Regions from separate parts of the Homo sapiens genome. Here region 1 is linked to region 2. A link is a loop called in an ENCODE intact Hi-C map of the cell type or tissue named here. Cell type or tissue: heart right ventricle. All regions are shown on one strand. Each heading gives the region's core, and the rest is flanking DNA. Links, peaks and the distances in the headings are about the cores only. Region 1 overlaps MEF2C-AS1 (MEF2C antisense RNA 1). Region 2 overlaps MEF2C-AS1 (MEF2C antisense RNA 1).

Region 1 (12,233 bases), core at 2,722-10,721, 160 kb after region 2:
AGATCTCCACATGAAACTTCTTTCTCATACTCAATGGACCACAATGGGAAATTCAAAGTCAAAGTCCATACCCAGGAATTCAACATAAGTTAATCCCATTATGCCTTTCATTGAATGTAGGTACAAAATCTTCCTACTGTGCTCCAGCAAAATTCTGAACATAACTCTCTACTGAATATACTCTATTCTGACCAGACTCTGGGCTACTCTTTCTGAAATTCCACTGCTGGTAATGTTCACTCTACTTTTCTAACTTGATCCAAACAGGCCCGTGTTTCAAGGCCAAGCTTGAATTCTTCTCACTCCCTGAATACTTCCTAGGACATGTCAGGCAGGGATTGTCTTAACTCAAAGAACTGTCTATGCCACTCATTTAGCCAACAAGTATTACAGATTTGTGAATGGGCTCTCTTGTGGCTATTATTTACTTGTCGATTGTGTGCCTTCTTTTTTTTTTTTTCTTTTTTTTGAGCCTCACATTTTCTTTTTTTTTTATTGTTATTATACTTTAAGTTTTAGGGTACATGTGCACAACGTGCAGGTTTGTTACATATGTATACATGTGCCATGTTGGTGTGCTGCACCCATTAACTTGTCATTTACATTAGGTATATCTCCTAATGTTTTCCCTCCCCTCTCCCCCAACCCCACGACAGGCCCCGGTGTGTGATGTTCCCTTTCCTGTGTCCAAGTGTTCTTACTGTTCAATGGGACTGTAAACTAGTTCAACCTTTGTGGAAGACATTGTGGCAATTCCTCAAGGATCTAGAACTAGAAATACCATTTGACCCAGCCATCCCATTACTGGGTATATACCCAAGGGATTATAAATCATGCTGCTATAAAGGCACATGCACACATATGTTTATTGCAGCACTATTCACAATAGCAAAGACTTGGAACCAACTCAAATGTCCATCAATGATAGACTGGATTAAGAAAATGTGGCACATATACACCATGGAATACTATGCAGTGTGCCTTCTTTTCTAGATAGATTTCAGAAGGGAGGGACTACATTTCTACCTCTTTCTATTTTTCCTAGTGCTAATTTACAACATCATATGAAATGCAGGCCTTTATTACTTGATTTCAGATATGGAGGCAGGTGAGTATAGGAGAGATTAAAATTACATTCACAGACACATACCATATTTCTCATTCTCTAGCATAAAATATTTCTAAACATGGAATTGTACATCTGGGTGACAACCCTCAAACTGCAATTGGGAGCTAAGGATATAATCTTTAAAACAATTTGGTATAGTTTTGTTTTGTAGCTAATGTTTATTAAGTACCTATTGTGTGCCAGGCACTGTGCTGAAGATTTACACACAGGATCTTTTTTAATTTTCACAACTACCTTGTGAGGCAGAGACTATCCTATCTTCAATTTGTAGATGGAAAAAAAAAAAACCAGGCTCAGAGAGCTTATATAATGTACCCAAGGACACAGAAATGGTATATAGCAGAGAACCGGGATTCTACCTGGCTGTCTGCTGTCTGACAATTGGGCCTTTTCTCATCATCACCACTAATATAGCAAAATACAATACAGTGAAAAGATTACCTCACAGATGGATTTGGCGACTGCTTTTAGAATTTCAGTGAGTAACATGAAAACTTAAAGAAGAGTGATAAATGTCAGGATGCTTCTGTGGAAGAAATGTGATTGTTTGGTTTATCACAAGTGAGCAAAGAATGCTCAGAGACTGGACTGGTATTTAACAGTATAAATCTGAAATCATGAGAACAGACTAAAGGAGTGCAATAGAGAAGGGAAGAGAGTGTCTGGGAGGCTGCAATACGGTAGGTTTGAGAAAAATAAGGGAAGGGGCTGAAAGTCTTCTGGAATAGGCTACCCCAGAGAAAAAGGAAGAGGGATAGACTAGCCTATTGTAAGTGAGGAGATGCTAAGAGAGAGCATAATGAGAAAATGGGCCATGTGTAATGACTGTCTTAGCTATCGTAACTCAATGGAGTGTAGTTCATACATTCTCTTACACTAATAAAACTGCTGTTCCCTATACTGTATTTGCGAAATGGCAATGGCTAAGAAGCCAGAGAGAGCTGGGGAAAGATTGAAAGCCATGAACGCTCCCTTTGATGGGACAGTTCCTTCCAGTCTCCATCTTAGGCATTTATACTTGTAAGGGTAACTTGAGATGATCCAGCAATTGTCAAATGAGTGAGTTCTGTGGTGCACCTCCAAGTTTTGTCTTATCCTGCAAGCCCACAAAAATCTTCCTATGTAGGATTAGTCCTTAAAACAGTCCTCACTGGGGAGGAAAAGGTGAGGACGTGCCCCCTCTTCTCTGTGCCCGTAGTTTTAATTGAGCCTCAAGTGAGTTTCCTTAGAAGTCAATTTCCCAAAGGGGACAGGGAAGCGTGTGAAACAAAATGAGAGGTGGGGTCATAATTCCCAGAAGTCTTCTGACTTCTTTTTAGATCCTGGTCAAGGATAGAGCTGTTTGTTGTAATAAAAAACTCAGTAGCAGGAAGTTGAAATGGAGGTTAAACTTAAAAAAAAAAAAGAGCTAATTTTAGCTCCATTCAAAACCCAGGAAAAAAAAATCAGTGTTTACAAAATTAAGATTAATGGGCTGCCAAAATTCAACTCATTAGTTAGCAACACTACAATGTAGTGATGAAGTTTGTGCTGGTTGGACTTACAGGGAATTAAAACTATATGATTGGGAATGCTTTTCCCCTTGCATTTGACTTAATGATTATGGACCTTTCTACTGAAAAGAGTGGGTCTAAAAATTCCTGCCTAAGAGTTTACCAATCTCACTTGTAGTTTACTCATCTCACTTGACATAGAGGGGGGTCTTGTCAAAATATACTGAGTGCTGAAGATCATGGTTATTATAGCTTAAAAGCTTTTGCAGATATTGATCTAGACACTAGAATGTCCCTCCTTGTGTAGATAAAATACTCCTGGAGACTTGAAGGAAATACACCAGGAAAAAAAAACCCAGAAAAACAGAGACTTCTTTTCTTTTTGACAAATATGGAGCTCTTTTCCTTCCACAGGGAGGCAATCAATTGAGATGATGGTTTGTGGAAGGCCTTAGGGTGGACAAGAGCTGATTGGGTGTGCTATGCATAAAGGTCCTTTCTCATACAACATCTCTGTGCAGGAGGTGGGCAGATGGCAGGCCAGCTTGGGGGGATAATTGGAGAACAGAATGAGAGGACAGAGCGTGTGTATAATGCTGCGCTGAGATAACACATGCAGAAATCCCTAACTCCGTGTCTGGCACAAAATAAGGACTAAAATGTTCATTTGGTGTTTCTATTGTTGTAGTCATATATATTCATTTTAGTTCAACTTTTAAAGTTGCTTTATTGCTTCACCAGGGGATCTCAAGTTAACCTCTGACTGGTGATCAGTGTATCAGAAAAATATTATGTTTCATGTAGATATTATAACCAACATTGGCCCTGTAAGAGCTCTCTTGATTTCAGAAAAGAGTGTCTTTGAAAATTCCCTTCAAGTCCCATGAAGTGTATATCTGTGTTTCTTTGAGTCTGATTATCCACCTTACATCTGTACAGAAGTTAGCAATTAGTCTTCAAAGGGGCTAATGGGAAAACTGTCCCTTCATAGAACCTTTAGAGGTGGAAGCGGCCTTAGAAATTCTGTGGCTTAATTTTATGAGAAGACAATGATTTCTTTAAAGCCACAAAACTAGTTAATGGCAGAGAAGGAGTGAGAGGATAGCTCTTTTGAATTCTAGGCCAATATTCTCTTTCCTCAATAGAAGATTAGAGACTTATTTCTTGTCTAAGTTTTTTGAGTAGACTTCTTAGGCAATATAAAGTATAAGCTGGACAAAATATAGGCTGTCCTGAAAGGGAACCTTCCCTTATAGGGTGATGAGAGAGGAGTCAGTAGGACTGAGTGCATTTTTATTGCAATCTTTCCAGCCCACTTGCTGGCTGTCACAGGATAGCCCGGAAGGCTGTACAGCTGTGCATGATTAGGGCATGTAGGTCTCTCTCCGGGCCAACTATAACCTCAGGTGTGGTTTTCCTTATGTTACAGATCAGCTAGGAAGAGACTACTCCCAGTGGGCACAGCATTTCCTTGAGGAGATGAGGAAGATGGGAAAGATTCTAGTTCTCTGAGACAGTGGAGTATGACAATACTTTCCCCCCTTTTGGCTCATACTCAGTCTACCTTTGGTTCTGAGAATACAAAATTCAGGATGCAAAAGAAACATTAGACCCTATGTTTGCCCTCTTCAGTGTATGTTTGCATATGTTTGGGGAGGAGGGAGAAGAAGGAAACTCCTGTATTTTAAGTGGTGATTGGAGGGGTTTGCTGGGAGAGAGTGAAGAACACATAAATGGAAGAGGAAAATAATAAATAATAGCTAGAGACAAAAATAATTTCAGGTTGCTAATTATTACTAAGCTGATTAACTTAAAAGAAATTAAAAGAGCAGATATGATCCTGGGTAGCTACATCATCATCACATCTTTGAGACCACAGTTTCTAGTCACTATTACCAGAGAGTTAATTAGCCCAAACTATGGCTGCTGGTTGCTTTAGTTGTCTTCAACTTGAAGTTTTTTTTTTTAAATATATATATAAGTTTTAAAGCTAATTAGGATACACCTGGGGCTCATAGTGAAAGCCAATACAGCTTTCCCCCAGGAGGTTATTTTCTTATATAAGAAAATTTGAAAAAAGGAAAAATGTCAAAGGAAAAACATAATCTATAGATTTAGAGAAAAAGAAGAGTGTAACCATTTCAGCTCAGTAGACCACAAGGTCAGACAAACGTTGCCTGGAATTGAATGCTGTGTGCTTCTGTTTGAAGAAGGAGGATGCTTCCTAGATGTGTCAGGGGAACTACCTGCCTCCTTCCTTATCATCAGCTGTAACACAGGATGTGGTGTTGCTGGCTGGTAATCTGGAAATGGCTTGTTTGTTTTTACAGATCTGTAGAAAAGATTCAACAGTTGTAAAGGATGGAAAGACTCAAAACAGTATGGGACTCATAATAAAGAAAACTAGGGGGAATAAAATTAGATATAACAGCTTGTGACCATAGAATCTGCTCCAGGTATCCGTTGGACAGAGGTGCCAAATACATCTTCTTGTTTCAAAGAAAAGCCAGTTCTTTCCCCACACCCTCCAGCACATGGTCTTAGAATATCCAGACCCCCCACCCCAGCACCCTTTTTTAAAAAAAATTCAGAAAACCTTTGTATTCTTCTAGATACTGGAACTGGTTTATTTATGGGTTTCATAAAGAAAAGGCACTTCTCCTAGAACTCCATAGGCTTGTGGCTCTCTGTTTCTACCAGGCCTTTCTGGATAGCATCCCTCAGATTAAAGTCCCATTACACACTGGAGAAAGAGGATTTTCTAATGCACAACTGGGATAATGTTACTGTTCAGTTCCTGATTCCACTGAAAAGTTATGCTGAGTTTAAAAATCCTCTTTTCTCTTTCCACAAAAGTGAGTGTAGGGCACCCACTGAGAGCTCCTGTCTGCTCTCTAGAAGATGCTAAAGTTGATTCCTGTTGAATTCTCTTGAAGACTGAAATTTATTTGCCATAAATCAATGCTTTAAAACAGAGTCAAAGGCTGAGGAAATTTGAGAAAAATACCTTTTTTCCCATCTTCAGGAAATAAGTGAACAAATAAATAAGCCTTAGTGCCCAATACCTGAAGAAATATGAAGTGAGGAATAATGATTGCCATCGAGTGTTAGGAATTTAGACATGGGTCTTTTTGCTTCCAGTTTCATGATCTTCCCACCGCCCGTGAAGTGCCACGTGGCCTCCCATATTGCTATACTGTAGTAAGGAAGGAAAAATCTTAGACAGCACAGACAATGCTGTACTGTTGGAAAGCTTTGCCTTGTGTAAGCACAGTCAGCTTGTATATTGTTGACTTTCCCCAAAGGGGAGTTCAGGGAAGCCAGAGTGTGTTTATCAGCTCTATCTTTTTCTCCCCTGCCTACCCTACCCCAGATTGAGGGTATGTGGTTGCTCCCTGGCTCAGGGAATGCTTGGGTATGGGGGGACCACCCAGGCTGTTTGGCCTGTGACTACTGCAGAGTCACCGCAGAAGAAGAAGCAGGGAGAATGGGGCTGACTTTGAAGTTTGGGGATGGGAGAACCAGGGCTATTTTAGGTTTGGCCTGAGGTAACTCACACTTTGTGTAACCTCTCCCCCAATATTTGTATACAGGGAACATCAGACTATCTTGACTACATTAAAAAGAAATAAAAGACCACAAATAAAAACTAATCCGCAGTGGGAGTATGCAGGAGTCCTAATTTTTTTCTTGTTGCTGGAGGTGGTGGCAAAGGGTGAGCGTTAGCAATCAGCTGCATGTTTGCCAACATTAAGCCTCTTGTACCACCTGAAAGTGAGCAATCTGTTTCCTCATCAGATTCTTTAGGAGATGCTGGCCAGTCTTCACATGTTGCAGTGAGGTGAAGCTTCCTACATTTTTAAAAGCAGGGATCCTAGCCTGTCAAAGTCTCAAAGTATGGCAGAACATTCTAAGAACCTGCAACAACCTAAACGTAGTTGATAGAATAAATGGCATACCATTTGCTAGTTCTGTGATCCTGGAAAAGTTCTAACTTTCCTAATCTGTAAAATGAGGTTAAGGATACCTCTCTCAGAGTGTTATTGTGAGAATTAAGTCACATACTACATGTAAAGCCCTAAGCACAGTGACTGGTTGATAGAACCAATCCAGAAATGATGATTCTTGTTACTTGTTAGATAGGTGGCTTTATTTTATTAAGCCTTTTGTGAGAGTGGATCTTAATATGTGGAAGTCACTGAAAGTCCAGCCAAACTTGAGTCCAACCAAAGGGATATGGTTTGGCTTTATTATCTAAGCTCTGAGCCAAGCTGTCAAAAAAGATTGAACACGTATTAGGAGAAAAAAATATATTAAGTGATGAGGTGGGTGTGAGTGAGACCGTAAAGAATCAATACCACTATATTATTATTGGTTTGGCTCTTCCTCATTTATAAACACTGAGCCTGGTTTGAATGGTTCAATTTCAGCCCCATTGACAGGTTCTTCATTTTGTTTGTAAAATCTTGGGCACATTAGGGAAAAGATTTACGTACTTCATGCCCTGTTTTTGTCATTCTGCATGGATCATATGTACTCTATATCTTTGTACTGTATCGTGTGAAGCAATTTCAGGTTTGTTTTGTTTTGTTTTGTCTAATAAGCATGTTGTTTTTCAAATCAAACAGTTTGAGATTGAAGTCGATAATAAATAATGAAATGGCTTGACCACATTGTACCAGGAACTCAGAGAATGGAAGCTTTGCCCCTCTCCTTCACTCCATCCCCAGGATCCATGCTCCCCGAGGTTAGCAGTGTCCATCAGAAAGCTGCCCTCTGCCCTCATTTGTGTTTTATGAGGAAACACAATATTACAATGAAAGAAATCCTGATACTTTCCTTAAGGCAGAAGCACTGAATTTATGTTATCTTGAACTTGAACCTATTCTAGGACTATGCATATCTTCTTTTGGTCAATAGATCAAAAGCAGTGAGCACAGTGGCTCACACCTGTAATCCCAGCACTTTGGGAGGCTAAGGTGGGAGGATCGCTTGAGCCAGGAGTTTGAGATTAGCCTGGGCAACAAAGTGAGACCCAGCCTCTACAAACATAAAAAATAAATAAATTAGTGGAGTATGGTGGTGTGTACCTGTGGTCCCAGCTATACAGGATGCTGAGGCAGGAGAATCACTTGAGCCCAGGAGGTCGACACTGCAGTGAGCTGTGTTCATGCCACTGCACTCAAGCCTGGGTGACAGAGTGAGACCCTGCCTCAAAATCAATCAATCAATCAAAAGCTAGTTACAAAAAAGAGAGGTAACAATGATCCTGACCTTGTAGGAAAGTGAAGCAGTGTCTCTGAACAATGAAGCAATCTAACAGGACAGACAGGAAAGTGAAGACCCAGTTTCACACTGGGAAGTTTAAAAAAATACTGAACGTTCTTATGGAATACTTGTTTTTTCTTTTTAATGCCTTTATTCATATTTCTGTTGTTTTTACCACTATCCTTTTACTATCCAAAGGATTGATACCCAACTCCCATGAATAGATTTTTATTCGGGTAGGACCTACTTATGTTTTTACTTGTTTAGGGCCTAGCTCAATGCTTGGTATTTGCTAAAGTCTGTAATAACTAAATGTATAAAAGAGCTTTTTCATTGATCACTAACACTCTCTGAATTATTGTAGGAGTTTGTCCATACTCATCAGTCCTTGAATTATGAACAAACATTTTAGTACTTGATTTTCTATTTTAGTTTACTGATGCTTCTTATCATATTTTAAAATCATTCTGGACAAGCAAAAACCTTATTGTCTAACTATACTTTTCATTTTATAAGATTCACAAATCTCTCTTCAAATCTTTAGTTTTTATTTTTAGAGGTGATTTAACATATCAGATAACTTTTAAGTATCAGGACAAATCATTCATTTCATTTCAGTTTAGGAAAATGCTATCACCAAGTTCCCTTGCTGCCAAGGCATAGAATTCATGCTATTCCGTGGTCATACCTACCAAGGGGAGAATATGTATTCAATTGCTAATGCTCCACTGGGACTCCTGACAAAGTCATTTTATTATGCCCAGTTTTAAATTGCATGCAGTGAGACTCTTCCCAGGAGCATGGCAATGTCCATTGCTCATGCTCCAGAATTGCTGTGTGGTCAGGTCAGGACTTTATTCTTAATGCTCACTGGGTCATACTTGCTTGTGGGTTTTTATGTGGGAAGCAAGGCAGACACTGTGTGTCAGGGTGAGGCCTTCTGCCTCTTGCCCAGGGAAATTACTGCCACATGAAGGTAGGGCAGGAAGCCAGAGGCTGTCCCAAAGCCTTTGGACAATTTGCCCTTTTTCTTGTTTACATGTGCACTTGTGCTAGAGTGAGAGAATTGTGTTCTGGCAACATGTATCCCCAACTGCCAACTGCTCACATTTCTGGCTGCTGCATGAAGTTGTGTATTGTAACTAGCTTTCCTAAAGGAATTCAACCAGTTGAAAAGGTTGCCTAACTTTGCTGAATATTTAAGGTTACCAATCCAAGTTAGGGGTAAATGTTTTCATTAAAACTAATCATCCCCACTTGGGCATACAGAATCATTTCAGCAGGAGGTATAACCTATACCATGCGTTCAGTGTGAATCGCATGTTCTTGTTCCTACTGCAAAGAACCCAGAAGTTCTGGCAGTGTCCTTCAAGGGATGGTAAAAGTCCAAATTCATGCCAGAAATCCCTCATACATGTGATGAAGACTGAGTAGATTAAAGATCATTGATACCAATTTCGATGGAGTAGCCATGTTAAATATAAATAGGTTAATACTGGAGGCAAGAGTAAATACAGAGGATTATACATATTAATTTTAATGGGGGGGGGCTATGCTATACAGAATAACTGGTTAGTAAACTCAGCAGTTTTGTTGGATCAAACCCATCAGCCATTAATAGGTGGAAATAATCATCCTCCTGGTTGAAAGACCAAAACATCTAGTTTGGAAATTTAGGAGTCATATGCCAAGAGTGAAAAGTATCTCTTTAGCAAATAAATCAGGCAATTCTCTTGTACATGTGACCAATGCATTCATCCTTCGGTGCTTGATTTTGAAACACGTAAAGAAATAATAATCAGATAGACTCTGCATTACTGGAAGAATCTTGAAATTAAGATTGTGCTATGCTGAGGATTTCTACTGCTGGTAGGGAATAATTTCCCCTGCCTTTGCATTATTCATCTCATGTAAATTTTGATAAAGTTCATCACTGTGATTATTATTTCATTTACCACATTTTATATGTTTGTAGCACCATTTCCTAAGGTGCTATAAACCACCATAGGATCTTTTTCCTATTCCAGAATAATAGAAATGTGTGTGTTCTTGATATAAAAGGGAGCCTTTTTAGAAGCAGGTAATTAACATACATCATCATAACTTACTACATTGAACTTACTGCAATATGAGTGTCCTTTCCCACCATGTGTAGGAGTGGGCTTTTTAGGCCACAATATCTATGTATTATGTCCTTATGCACCTTCAGCAATAGGCACCTAATGCATATACCAGGCATATTCAGATGATTTTTATGCTCACAATTATCCTATGAGATGGGAATAATAATCCTCACTTTTATGACTAAGATTCTTTAGCTCAATGATTTCCTCAAATTTACACAGCGAATAAAATGGAAGAGCCAGGATTCTAAACCAGGGTTCTCTGATTGTAGAACCCATGATCTTTTTATGGTCATATTCACTGCAGAGAATTCAGCTTCCTTGACAGAAATTCTAGGCTTAGAAAGGATCAAAAAAATATGACTCATTGGGGTGACTCTGATTTGACAGTACCCTGATAATTCTCCAGGAGCACAGGTGGAAACTCCCAAAATGGGGATGGTTTTTTAGATTCACACAAATTCAGCAATGAAAAATGGGTCAAAGGTCATCTAGCCCAACCTCCAAAAGGCCATCTACCCTACTCTTGGATGCTGCCTGGGCTTTCTTGAGGCAGTTATTTTCTTCATGGTGCAGCACAACTTCTAGAAAGTACTTCATGTTCAGCCAAACTCTATCTTATGGTGCTTTCATACAAAATAAGCCTAATCTAGCCTGAAAGACTGCATAACAGTCTTTCATGATCTACTTAAAGTGGTGAAAGAAAAAAGATTGTGAACTGCATGACAGTCTTTTGTTGCGGGATGTCAGGGACCCCAAATGGAGGGACTGGCTGGAGCCGTGGCAGAGGAACATAAATTGTGAAGATTTCATAGACATTTATCAGTTCCCAAATAATACTTTTATAATCTCTTATGCCTGTCCTACTTTCATCTCTTAATCCTGTTATCTTTGTAAGCTGAGGATGTACGTCACCTCAGGACCACTATGATAATTGTGTTAACTGTACAAATTTATTGTAAAACATATGTGTTTGAACAATATGAAATCAGTGCACCTTGAAAAAGAACAGAATAACAGCGATTTTTAGGGAACAAGGGAAGGCAACCATAAGGTCTGACTGCCTGCTGGGCTGGGCAAAAAGAGCCATAGTTTTTCTTCTTGCAGAGAGCCTATAAACAGACGTGCAAGTAGAGAAGATATCACTAAATTCTTTTCCTAGCAAATAATATTGATATTAATATTCTGTGAAGGAATTCATTCCTGGGGGGAGGTCTGTAAACAGCCGCTCTGGGAATGTCTGTTCTGTGCGGTTGAGATAAGCACTGAGATATGCCCCGGTCTCCTGCAGTACCCTCAGGCTTACTATGATTGGGAAACTCCATCCTGGTAAATTTTTGGTCAGACTGGTTCTCTGCTCTTGAACCCTGTTTTCTGTTAAGATGTTTATCAAGACAATACGTGCACCACTGAACATAGACCCTTATCAGGAGTTCAGTTTTTGCCCTTGTCCTGTTTCCTCAAAAGCATGTGATCTTTGTTCTGCGTTTTGCCTTTTGATGCATGTGATCTTTGTGACCTATTCCCTGTTGGTGCACCCCCTCCCCTTTTGAAATCCTTAATAAAAACTTGCTGGTTTTGCAGCTCAGGTGGGCATCATGGTCCTTCCGATATGTGATGTCATCCCCGGCGGCCCACCTGTAAAATTCCTCTCTTTGTACTCTTTCTCTTTATTTCTCAGCCGGCTGACACTTATGGAAAATAGAAAGCAACTATGTTGAAATATTGGGGGCGAGTTTCCCCGATAGTCTTTCAGATATTTGAAGGGGGTTCCAAATTTCCTCTATTTTCTTTTAATCAGTCCCAGTGCTTTCAACTGCACTCTGTAGGATACAGGTGTGTTTCCCCCATAACCTTATGTTATTATTCCTGAATACTGTGTAGGCTTACGAGGTAGCATTAGGAGCTCAATGCAGTGTATCCAGGATGGATTCAACCAGTGCAGATTAGAATGGCACTGCCACTTAGGAATTTTAGATAATGTACATTTGAGATTACACTTGGCAGCCACACTGAAGTGTCATTTCTTAATTCTAGCCGAGTCTCCTTCACAACATCCCGCACCTTAACAAATGCAGGTCTCAGGTTCCAGTCAAACTCTAAAGTTTTGCAATCTTGTCATAGCTTTAGGAAAGAATCCTCAAGGAAGAGAGTCAAATATACTTGTCTGTTTCCAAGAAAATAGGCAAGGAGGTGGACGAGCAATCTTTAGCACAGCAG
Region 2 (12,233 bases), core at 1,467-9,466:
ATTAGGCTACCCTAGCCGATAGCTGATGACTTCACTTATCCTGAAGAGTTTCAGCTGCACAGGAAGCAGAAATAGAGACTGATAAGGGAGGATACTTATGTTAAGGTTAAAGCATGATAAACACTTTTCCTTACAAAAAAAAAAAAAAAAGGCTTTAATATTTAGGCTACTAGAGATTGGGCACCTCCCGCCCTAACCAACTGTTAATATATACCATGCCCAATAAAGCCAAAGATAAAATACATCAACTAGTATAGAATCATGAAAAGACAAGATTGCATGCCAGTAGAATTATAGATTACATAAAATGTTTAAACCAAACTATTTTTTAAAAAATATTGTGAAAGCAAGAAGGGAAAATTAATAGAACATGGAATATATGAGATTAGACAATAGTATATTGAAATATCTAGCTAACTAAAGATTTCCTCACTTTAGAAAATTCCTTTTAGCACTACGTTTAACCCAATGACTAGTTGTATTTCCTGTTAAGTTCAGCAATATGCCTCCAGATGACTATTTTAATATATGAGGACAGTATGGTTCAAAAAGCCTCCTGCTTCAATGTAGGAGGTATTTGATGTGAGTAGCTTCTCTCAGAAGAGTGGCCTCAACATTTAGGCAACTGTCCCAAGGCTTCACTTGAAAGGGGAAGGTTTATTTTATAGGCAAGTACAACTAGATCTGAACAATCTTCAAGTTCCAGCTCATCATTGTGACTATCAGCAAAACTAAGACCATTCCCTCCCTTTTATTATAGGAATGCATCACAAACTGTCACAAAGCAAAAACCATCTGAAATAGTAGTATTTCTTGCAGATTAGTATTTACAATGTATTTTGTTTGCCGGTTTTTCAAATGTTGAGTTTGCCATTACCATGAATTCATTTTAATAATATGGCAGAGAACATCTGTATCAGGTTTCCATTCAAAGTACAACTTCTCTGAAAATCCAAAAATTTAAAGGGCAAAGATATTTCGAATACTAAGATATGTCTATATATGGTGGTAAAAATAAAATTAATTTTCTTCAAGATTCACGAAGGTCCTGAAAAAGCAAAGCATTTGAAGGACCATCTAAGTTTATTGCCATAATACCTAAAATTAATGCAGTGAGTTACAACAGTCTATTTGACATGAGCAAACACATAGCCAATACATGAATTTCAGCCCTGCTGTTTTTAATGAATTATAGAGGGTATTTCTGTTTACCACAGTACACTTCAGTTTTAGATGTTCTTTCAAAAAGAAATTATTTTATTTTACCTTTTCATATTTTAAATAATTATTTAATAATACCCATTATAACAAACCCATAATTATTAATGATACTGCAAGCATTCAAAAATAAGTATAACCCCACACTGGATAATTTGAAAATAATTTGGATCTGGAATGTATCACAGTTGGCCTTTTAAAATACAGGATTTTCCCCTCAGCAGATTTAGCTTCTTAATTATGTGTGACCTAAGTTAATATTACCATTAGTTTTCTTCCCATGAGCCTTTACAGTTGAAGCAGAAGAGATATGAAGAAATATACATTAGAAAATCACCTGAGATTTAAAATTATTCATGAGTAATCCACAAAGTAGTTAATCCAGAGTGTGCTTTGTATTCTTTAAATACTTCTGGACTTTTGGTTTCTGTTTCTGTTTTTGTTTTTTCTTTAAAATCATCCTGATCCTTGCCATCTAATGATACTTGGTTAGGATCAGACTATTTTCTCATGTAGGGAGGAGCTTGTACTAGGTGTCAGGAGACCTGGATTCTCTATCTAGTTCAAAATTTGTGCCTTACTAAGGGATTTGTCCTTTCTAGGCTTCAGTTCGCTTATGTGTTAAATGAGTTCTGTAACCTATTCCAGTTCTATCATTGGAAAACAGAAAATGTTTCTACCCTTTAAACCAATTGGAAGGTAGGGTCTATCCAGTTAAATAATAGGTGACAATTCCTTTAAAAGAAAATTATGTCTGGGATTGATGTACTACTGTACCAGCTTTTATTTTTTTCTAATCACCAAATATTTCTCCTACATTAAGTTGTAAATGCTTTATTGTTAATGTAAATATAGAGTCACTTGTTTTTCCCTCAAAAGAATTATGTTTAGCAATATATTTAATTAAAGTGTCATAGAAGTTACAGAGAGCATGCTCCTCGGGATTTTAACTCCAGGGAAAGCTAATATTGCAATTTCTGTTCAGAGCTGCATACCATCTTACTCCAACCTCCTCTCTTCACTACTTCCCTACATTAAAGCAGCGGTCCACTAAAGCCCTGTGCACTGGGTCTGCCTGCTTTTAAGCCTGGCCCACGCTGGGTGTAGCTCTTGAAGTGAGCTTTAAAAATTATTTTAAAGTGAACTGGGGCGGTTGCCACAGCAACCCACCCTGAGATGAAGAAAGGCTATAGATTAATGTACCCCTTAAGATTATTCAACTGTATAGTATTTGTTCCTCAGCCAGAATACTTTTAACACAAACATGATAAGTGAACATGGTGGTTTAGAAAAATCTAAAAAGCAGTGAAACACAAATTCCAATAGCATTACATATTTTAATCTTTGTCTAATTATAGTATTGATGATACACAGGACTTCCCATGAAATAGATTAATTTTATAAGATACAGTACTTGCAAAAGTAGGCCCTGAAAGATGACATGATCTTTAAGCAAAATGATATGTCATTGCTTATAATATAAAGTGTATGGTGGTCATTTAACTCTTTATTATTGTTATACACGTCTATTCTGTAAATACCTAAGGCCAAGGAGTTTGGCAGTTTTACCTTTATGGTAACTCTGTGGTAAATGATAAAAACAAATGTGAGCACTCACCACATACACTTCTTTACTGCCACAATCATTTGCCTTCCGTTCTTTACTTCATCTCTTCATAGAAGTTACTTCACAGTTTGCAACTCTTCTTTGGCACCTTCAAATGTGGAAGTGCAAAACAGTATATAGTATTTTGTTAATGCTGATATGAAAATACTTTCAAATAGATTTATTTCTAAAACTTCTAATCTGAAGTAACAATATTCTGATTTTAAACCAAAGTGTTTTGAATATAAGACAACTGAAATTGTCATGCATTGTGATAATAATCTTTAACATAAATAGTGCCAAATATCTAAATTTCAAAAATTCACTAGGTGCAGCATTAACCCAAGAAGAATATACAGCATGTGGAATGTCTGTGATTGAGAATTTGCAATATACAAAGGATTTGTTATTTCAAGACAAGGTTTACACATATCTAAGGATTCTATGTTTATCTGTATTTCTGTACCTTCAGTTTTATATCTGATAGAGAATTACAGAAGAATGTCAAATCCATTATATCCGAAGCTAACACAATTTGTCAAATCGGGAAATGTTTGCAATGCAGTTGAGGTTACTGAAAGGGCTTATTTTATGCATTGCCTAAAGGCCAATTTAAAATACTTTGGGATTAGTGATGTGTATTCAGTACGGTTTATAAATTCTATTACCAATAATACCTTATTTTTCCAAGCAGTGTTTAACTATACTGAGCACAGACAAATGCTCCTGTGTTCTGATTTCTGTTTTAGTCTGGCTTTCCATGACTTTGTGCACACAAATGAACCTTTCCTTGGCTTCAGACTGAGGCTAGTCCCAGAAAGAGAACCAGCCTTGAGACACATCAGACCAGGATGGTCAATATCTCTTTTCCCATTTGTAATAGCAGGAGGACTTTGCATAGTGAAGAATCATTTATAAAGCCTCTATATTTGGGTTGACATCTCTGAGGTTTATTTTTAAGTTGCTTCAGAGTCAAAGAGAAATGAAAAATTTTGGCCAGTTTTACTTTATGGGTGTTAGTTGAGTTTAGGTTTTTAGGCTTAGGCCCACAGTGAGTGAGTCCAAACTTGGTCTTGTAGTCACTACCAAGTGATTTGGTGAGTTCTCTTTCTTCCAGTTGTGCTTCATTTTACAGTCTATTAAGTGAGAATCATAATACACATCTCCCAGGGCCTATTCACCTTATAGAAATGCAATCTTCATGAAATAACATCTGAAAGGTATGGTAAGGTTTTTTTTTTTTTTTTAAACGACACTACAAATTATGATACATTTCTTTCTTTTCCTGTAATCAGTATGTCCAAATAAGGCTTGATCAGTAATTTGCTTGCAAGTGTGTGGCTGATTCAAAAATAACCACATGCATGAATAAATTTAATGCGACTTTACCTTTACTTACAAAATTGTTAAATGTTGTTCATCAGAACATTGATTCTATCCCATTTCTTGAAATATCACAGAAACCTTCAATTCAAGGAATGGATTTTCACACTTCCCCTTTTAACTGTTTCTTCTAGATACCTTACTATGTGTGTGCTTTTTCATTTTAAAAAATCTTTACCCGGGGTTGTGGTGGAAGTGGGGATTAAAAATCTCGTCCTGCGTTTTGGTGCCCACTTCTTTGTTTGGAAAGCAGAGCGCTGGGACTCAATCCGGACGGCCCTCAAAGACCCAGACGAGGGACGCCTCTAGTTTGAGCAACTCACTCCGCTGAGTTATTGATTGCAGGCAGCAACAATCCCTCCGGTTGATTTGTGTGAAAAGTGAATCCGCTCTGGCTGGGCGTTCAGCAGAGGCGCAACAGCTGCAACGCCATCCAATTATTGCCGATCCTCCCCTCCAACACTGCTCTCATCACCTATATACTCTTCTCTCTGCCCGTCTCTGCTTCCCCCCCCTTCCCCCCCCCCTTTTCTCCCGGCCGACGGAGCTGAAGGGGCGGGGGTTCCTTCCTTGGAGTGTTTCTAGAGCTCGGAGGCTGCTGGTAGGGGGTGAGTGCGCCACGTGCGTGCGCCACGGGCGAGCAGGAGGCAGGCTCTGGGCCCTCCTGGGGACCTGCTGGACCTGCTGGACCTGGGTGCGACGAGTGGGCGGCCACGCTGGTTTGGCGCGGGGAAGGAAGGGGGTGTGCCGACTTGTATTTAGTTGGGGGTTGTGGAAGTCACGGCTGGGGGAAAAGCGTCCGGTGGTTTGTTGGTAAAGAGGGTGCGTGATGGGCTCTGGGGAATGGAGGAGGGCGCAACGGCTGTGGGTGGACTGTGGAAACGGGCGGTGGCAGTGCCGGGGTAGTTGTCCTGCTGGTCTGGTTTTGGGATCCTGGGCTGGAGAAATGCGATCCAAAAGAGCTCGGGATGGGCTCAGAGCGACCCACGAAAATACCAGGGGCCAAGTAAAATGAACCCACCCTTTAACAGTGCACAAAGCGCTGGCACACGGTCCACGTCTGGTGACGCAGGCTGCCCGAAGCGCTCCAACCATTTTGCAAACCTGGGAGAGCAAGAGGGGCTCTGCAGGTCTAGCCGCCGCCCCTGTCCCACTCTGGCCAGCCGGAGTTTTTCACCTGACAGACCAATAGGAAAGAACACGGGCCCCAAACTGGATTTTATAGTCTGAGCTCTCAGCATCTAAGGAATTATATTTCAAAAAACAAAAGCCAACTCATAGCTCTATTAAGCTAACGCGTGTGCGAGTTTTGGCTAGGAAAAAGCCACAAAGTAAAGCAAGAAGTAGGGTATTCAGGATAAAACACACACTTTAAAGACAAAACAGAAAACTTCCTTTCCCCTTGTACCCCCTTTATTTGTTAACACAGGGGAACGGTTCTGGGATGTCTTACAAAAATGCTGTCACTAAATGCAGATATCTGTGCTGTTCTTTGACCTGTCTGGCATTGTGGAATACTCAATTACATCGAAGGTGTAAAAACGTTTATGTTATCATGTTCTTGAAACATTTAGCGGCTACCAAGATGGTAGCTATTTAAATTAATTAAAATAAGATAAAATAAAAATAAATTCTGTCCCTCAGTTCCACTGGCCATATTTCAAGTGCTCAATAGCCACATGTGGCTAGTGGCTCCCTTACTGGACAGCGACATGTCAAACGTTTCCATCACTGCATAAAGTTCTGCTGGAGAATACTGCTATAGAGTTCAAAATGAATGCTGGTTAAAAAAAGAAAGAAAGAAAGAAATTACTTTATGACTGATACCAGCCACATTTTAGGACACTCTTGGAGTTTCTGTTACTTGGCACTAGTGTGAGAAGCTTTAAAGTCAGACTTTCAGTATCTTCCTGCTGAAAGAGACCTTGGGGAACACTTCACCCAGACACCTAATTTTTTTATAGGCAAGAGAAATCAGGCCCAGAGAAGTTAAGTGATGCCCCCAAAGTTATGTCATAAATTTGGAAAGAAGATAAGGTCCCCTAACAGGGTCCAGTATACTTTGTGCCAGACAAGGACATCTTTCTAGGCAAATTCATCTTACAGAAAGTCAACTTGACTGAAAATTTTAGGCAAGAGTACCCTTTTACAAGAAAAAATACTGCTAAGTATTCCTCCAGGAAGAAATTCCATTTAACAAAGAATGAGGAGCATGGGGAATAATACTATCTCCCAAACTAAAAATGTATTATTGGTAGTGTCATAGATTCATATAATGCCTTTTCTAAGAGGCTAATTGGGATAACACTGTGCTTCATTCTACTTTAAAAATTCTGAGGAAATGGGATTATCCTCTTAAAGAGCTAAAAAGCATTCTTAAGGTCAGGGAGGAAAGGTGTCACCTAAAGTGAAAATTTTTAGCAAAGCATAATCTTTCTCAAATTTGATAAAGATATCGGAGACATTGATTATGATATAACTAGGATGGAATTGGCTCAGAAATGTTAATAACCAACCAACCTTTTTTTTTTTTTTTTTTTTTTGAGACGCAGTCTCGCTCTGTCGCCCAGGCTTGAGTGCAGTGGTGCGATCTTGGCTCGGCTCACTGAAAGCTCCACCTCCTGGGTTCATGCCATTCTCCTGCCTCAGCCTCCCGAGTAGCTGGGACTACAGGCGTCCACCACCACGCCCAGCTAATATTTTCTTTTTTTGTATTTTTAGTAGAGACGGGGTTTCACCATGTTAGCCAGGATGGTCTCGATCTCCTGACCTCGTGATCTGCCTGTCTCGGCCACCCAAAGTACTGGGATTACAGGCGTGAACCACTGCACCCGGCCCAAACAAAACATTATTACAAATTACACTATCTGAAACATATAAGGCAACAGAATACATCATAAAGATTTAGACAAAGCATAAGCTTTCTTATTAGTTTTATTGTTTTGTTTTGTTCTGTCTTTTGGGTTTGTTTTGTTTTTAATGCCATGTTTGTATTCTATATATCTTATTGTTAATTAGGAGTGAACTGTTGGTATTAATTCTGCTCTTTTATAGTAGTTACCTTTTAACTTAACACTTAGTTAAGGATCCCCGAAGTGTCCAAATAAGAGTACTTATGAATATTAAATAATTTTAAATTAATAACAATAAATTATTTTAAAAGTGTAGATTTACATTTTTATTTGAATTATTGTCTTTATTGCTCTTCTTAATTTACCATTTGCGTGTGGTTCAGCATTCTTCCCATTCTCCCTAAAATCCAGTATCCTTAGAGAAAATGTTTCACTTCTTCAGGTGCTTGTAGACATGGAAGAAGGCCTCACCTTCTCCATGGCTGACAACCGAGAAGGCTGGTCTGACTTGGAAGAAGCTGTGTGGCCAACAGCCAATTGGCTGTATCACATGGTAACTGTTTGATTATGCATATGGTTTAAATCTCCCTTTGCCTCAGTTTCCTCATTTGTAAAATGTGGAACAAAATGTGCTATCCTCAAAACTTTGTTTAAGGATTAAATGAGCTATTCAGCATAAAGCACAGGGCTGGAAAAGTGACAAACTGCGGTAAAAATTAGCCATTCTTAATCTAATGCAAAGAATTTCCACTTCTATACCATTAAGTTCTTTATTCACCTATACTGGGGTTATCACAGCAGAAAGAAGTAGGTCATCCGAGAGGTGGGAATTGGTTCAGGATGAGATTTACCTTGGAAGAGGTAAAATGTTTTAAAATACCATGACTTAAGTGTACAGGTTGCCTTATTTCCCTTTCACTGACATCATGCCTCTAGGATATTTTTTCTTTTTTGGGGGGATGCTTTATTATACTTGTTAGCCACTTGGTTGCTGAAAAGGCACTGAAAACTCAGAGTCTATCCTCTTTTCACCCTGGTTGACCTTTGGAATGCTATTGTCAGCCAAGATGACATTGATATCTTCAGTCTCCCCCTAGCTTGAATTCTTTAGGTCAGAGTCCGCTCAGATTGTCTCCTGATGTCATTCCAAGTGTCTGATGGCCGTCTATGGCAACTGGGTTGGGCAAAAGCCTGCTGGGAAGGGGTAGCCCACAGAATGCCTAATGGAGCGTTCTGTTCAAGAGGACCTAGAAGTAGTTCTGTTAGACATATGATCAACACTACAGCTGTGTTAGGGGACTGTACCATTTCTTGAAAAACAGAAGCATAGTCATTTTGCATTTTTGGTTCTAATAAAGTCCCACCTGAGATGTTTATGATTTATACTGATTTTATGATTAAGTATGTATTACAGAAAAAAACAGACTTAGAGAATGTCAATAAAAATTTTATATCTGATATTCACGCTAACACTAGTTATTAAGTGAAGACCCCAAGTTAAGACAGAAGAGTTTAGAAAAGAAGGAAAAGAGCTACCGCATGGCAAAATGTACATTATTCTATCTTTCTAGGTATTTTTCTTTTTCTTTCTTTTCTTTTTTTTTTTTATGGAGTCTTGCTCTGTTGCCCAGGCTGGAGTGCAGTGGTGTGATCTTGGCTCACTGCAACCTCTGCCTCCCATAGAGATGGGGTTTCAACATGTTGGCCAGGTTGGTCTTGAACTCCTGACCTGAGGTAATCCGCCCACTTTGGCCTCCCAAAGTGCTGGGATTACAGGCTTGAGCTACTGTACCAAGCCATTTCTAGGTAATTTTTTAAATGACTATGTTCTACTTATCTGGATCTTACAAAATTATTTATAAAATATTTTATTTATAATCCTAAATTTTAAACCAAGCAATATAATAGAAAATGTTATGTTTTCAAGAAGGTAAGATCATGCATAGATCTATATGCTTTCAATACGTAATTTTATAGAAATTGTGGAACAAGGAGGCACATAATTATATCAATATTCTAATTTCTTAGGAAGAAACAGAATTTTCACTGGGAGGAGTTTCTAAATTATTTTGTAATATGGTGAGAATTAAAAGTAAAACTCAATAAAACTTTTAAATTTAAGTGAGTGATTAAAACCAGTTTGTTTCACCAAAGTACTGATTGAGTCAAAGACTCAAACAAAAGGCCAGATTTCCTACGGACTATTACTTATTTATTCATTTATACTAAATGTGTAGTTAAATCTTTTAAATCAGTAATGTTCTTAGTCATAATACAATGATATCTGGAGTATATATGCAAAAATAATACTATCTTATTAGAATGTGGGTTGAAATGAATATTTGAAGTACCTAACATTTAATGGCCACATACTATTTGTCAGGCTCTGTATTAATTGCTTTATAAACTTTTGTTTCCTTTTATTCAAAGAACAACCTTTTAGACATGTACTATTATTGTCCCCATTTTAAGATTTTACACACTAAAGCTGTGAGTGCTGACATGACCTGCCCAGGGCCACATAGTTCCTAAGTGCCAAACGACATAAAACCAATGTGTTTGTTTCCAATACTCTACCCTTAGCTATGATGCTATACTGCTTCCTTGTATTCATAACGTTTGTTCACTTATAGTGATAATATAATAGATATTTTTGTCCCACCAGAAAATATTTCAGAAATACATATCTAAAGGCATGTCATCCTCTTTAAGGTAGACACTTTAGAAGACTATTCATTTATTTCAGTAATGTTGTCTTTGCTCAAGTCTATTTAGAAATCTCCTCAGGGATTTGCTACACAGTCTTAAAACTGGCCTGATTGTTGGCAAATCCTTATCATTAAGGATGAATTTTTTCCAAAAGTAAATCCAAGCCAAATGTAGTAAACAGGATGAAAACTAAGATTTGAGTATAAAGCATTAGATTATTTGATATTTGTCTCATAAATTGACACTAATTGAAGATATAAAAGAGGAATTTCAAAGTATTTTTGATATGATTTTATAACCTTTAAGGAGACAGTTTTGACAAGTAACACTCGTAAAAGGTCTGGTATTTTTTTAAAAAAGTCATTTTCACTAAATTAATAGTTATAGATCATGTATAAACAGCATGGGAAATGTTCTTTTCAAAGAGTATAAAATGGGCAGCGGAGGGTAACTAGGAAACTCTGGAGCAGAATCCACGTTTAGACACTAAATAATTGTTTTGACCTTAATTTTCTAAATGCCCTTTTTGTAAAATGGGGAAGGTGGCAGGAACTACCCATGATAATGATTTTGCCGAGAGAAGCACATGAAATTGTACTTCTGTGGCCACTTAGTGCCTCGCATATAGAAAATTCTCAATAAATGTTAGCTATTATATACCATTTCACTTTCAAGAAATACCCCATATTCCTGGAAAACATCTCAATGTTGTAGTTATGTAATGATATTTTAAAAGATGTTTTCTTTTCTGTCAGTTTCATGCTTCCAAACAGTTATTTTATGTAAAGTATTTGATATATAAAGTAAATATAAACATTTATGGTCGTATGTTTATTCAGTTAATATGTATTATATCAAGAAGTCTTACATGTTGGACTGCTAACTATATTATCCTTGTCAGTGTTCTATATAATATTGTCTTTAGATAAACTTTTTTGGGGTATTCTTATTGGATTTCATCAGACTTATGAAAGTAATGACATACCCATTTGCCCAGAATGATGCTCCAAGATTTTATTTTTTAGTTACCTCAGACATCTTCTAAATTGTTTATTCATTATATAATCTTAAATTTAAGGGAACTGAGCATAAATATGTTGAATTAGTGGCTTCCTATTAGATCCCAGTGAACTCCTCTTAAAACAGGGCTCTTATCTGTGTAGCATATGCGCAGTTGTGATGTTGTGAAAGTTTGTCTTTACATCACTCTCTTCCCTATACTCACCTTCAGCAGGCCCTGCTTTCACTTTGGCATGCTCCACTCACCCAGCAGCAATTTTTACAATCAGTAATAGCTCTTTCACGAGTGCTTCTTTCTCCTCTGGGCCTTCCACTGATGCGACCTACAAAGTCCTTTCATCCCTCAGCCGCCCCTTTATGTCCGCGGAATTCTTTCCAACTATGTTCTATCAGAGGAGCCGGCCACTACAGCCGCCTAATCCATGACACGGTATCATTGTGCAATCACTTTAAATGAACCTCTCTTCAAAAGTTTTCTGAAAAGAATTCATAATCCAAAGGAGTATCCATGCTTCCACAGATACCCTGCTGTGTTGGTCAGGTGGTGTTTTAGGGAGCACTTTCAGTATGTCTCAGGTCCCTCCCACCAGCAGCCACTTCATTTGTCCACACAGATCTAAGCCTTGGATGCAAGCAAATGGGAAACCTGGCCCTTACTTGAGGAAGCAATTTTGTTTTTGAAAATGTTGGGATTGGAAGATGAACTCTCTATCAGCAAAATATTAAGATACTCCTTGAAAATTTATATACTTAAAAAATTGTACATTGCATTACCTGTTCCCCTGGTCTCTTTTTCTATTCCCTCTTTGCAATATGAGGCAGGCAGCCACTGCGTGTCCCTTGTACCATAGTGACTATGTTGTCACTCAGACTTACCCTGTGTGCTCTCCCTTCTGCCCCACCAAAGCCACCAGAGGTGTAATTAGTGATTATTTATCCAGAAATGTCTTGAACAGGGTTTAAGAACTCTTTGAAGAGAATATGTACCACTTGTTGGATGAAAGAGAGAATTTGAAACGGTTGGGGAGAGGTTTAGGGACAGAGGGCAAATTTCATTCTGCCTTCTATCTCCTCTATTAAATCACAGATAAAGCATCTTCCTATGTGCAAAGACAGGGTACATAAACAAATATTTCCCAACTTAGTGTAGTCTTAAATCTTTAAATAAAGAGTATCCATATCAAATGGAATGCAATTTTATATTAAAAATCATCACTCAAGATTCAAAAGGAAGAAATAAGATTCTAAGTAAAAGATTTTGAACACTACTAAAGTAAGAAACATTCTACAACTTTCTTATTCCTTTTGACCCCTTTAGCAAAGGCTAAATAGCTAGCCAACAGATTTCCTCCCAACTATTCCATTTAACTTCCTTTCTTCCTTCCATCTGTCATTCATTCATTCTTTCCTTCCTTCCTTCATCTTTTCTGCTTCCTCTTTTCATT

What was found. Hi-C counts contacts between places; a loop is a spot of excess contacts. Peaks named below come from ENCODE experiments on the same cell type or tissue, not always from the same donor. Only the 100,000 strongest peaks of a DNase experiment are listed, where the experiment ranks them.
Region 1: it touches region 2 in a loop (2.2-fold over the local background); 7 of 110 quality-filtered maps call a loop at or near these places.

Annotation. Positions count from the first base shown.
Region 1 is chr5:89,039,006-89,051,238 of GRCh38, forward strand. The region is part of intron 3 of MEF2C-AS1 (MEF2C antisense RNA 1); the gene reads left to right. Among named protein-coding and RNA genes, the nearest start is that of MEF2C-AS1, 160 kb to the left of the region's middle. In heart right ventricle, for the core only: no CTCF peak of the experiment used is centred there; no DNase peak of the experiment used is centred there.
Region 2 is chr5:88,884,666-88,896,898 of GRCh38, forward strand. All of the region lies in intron 1 of MEF2C-AS1 (MEF2C antisense RNA 1), which reads left to right. It also overlaps a transcript of MEF2C not described here. Among named protein-coding and RNA genes, the nearest start is that of MEF2C-AS1, 7.5 kb to the left of the region's middle. RefSeq lists enhancers at 4,672-5,208, 4,795-4,994, 5,209-5,743. In heart right ventricle, for the core only: no CTCF peak of the experiment used is centred there; a DNase peak (open chromatin) is centred at 4,976; H3K4me3 peaks cover 4,941 bases; H3K27ac peaks cover 5,201 bases.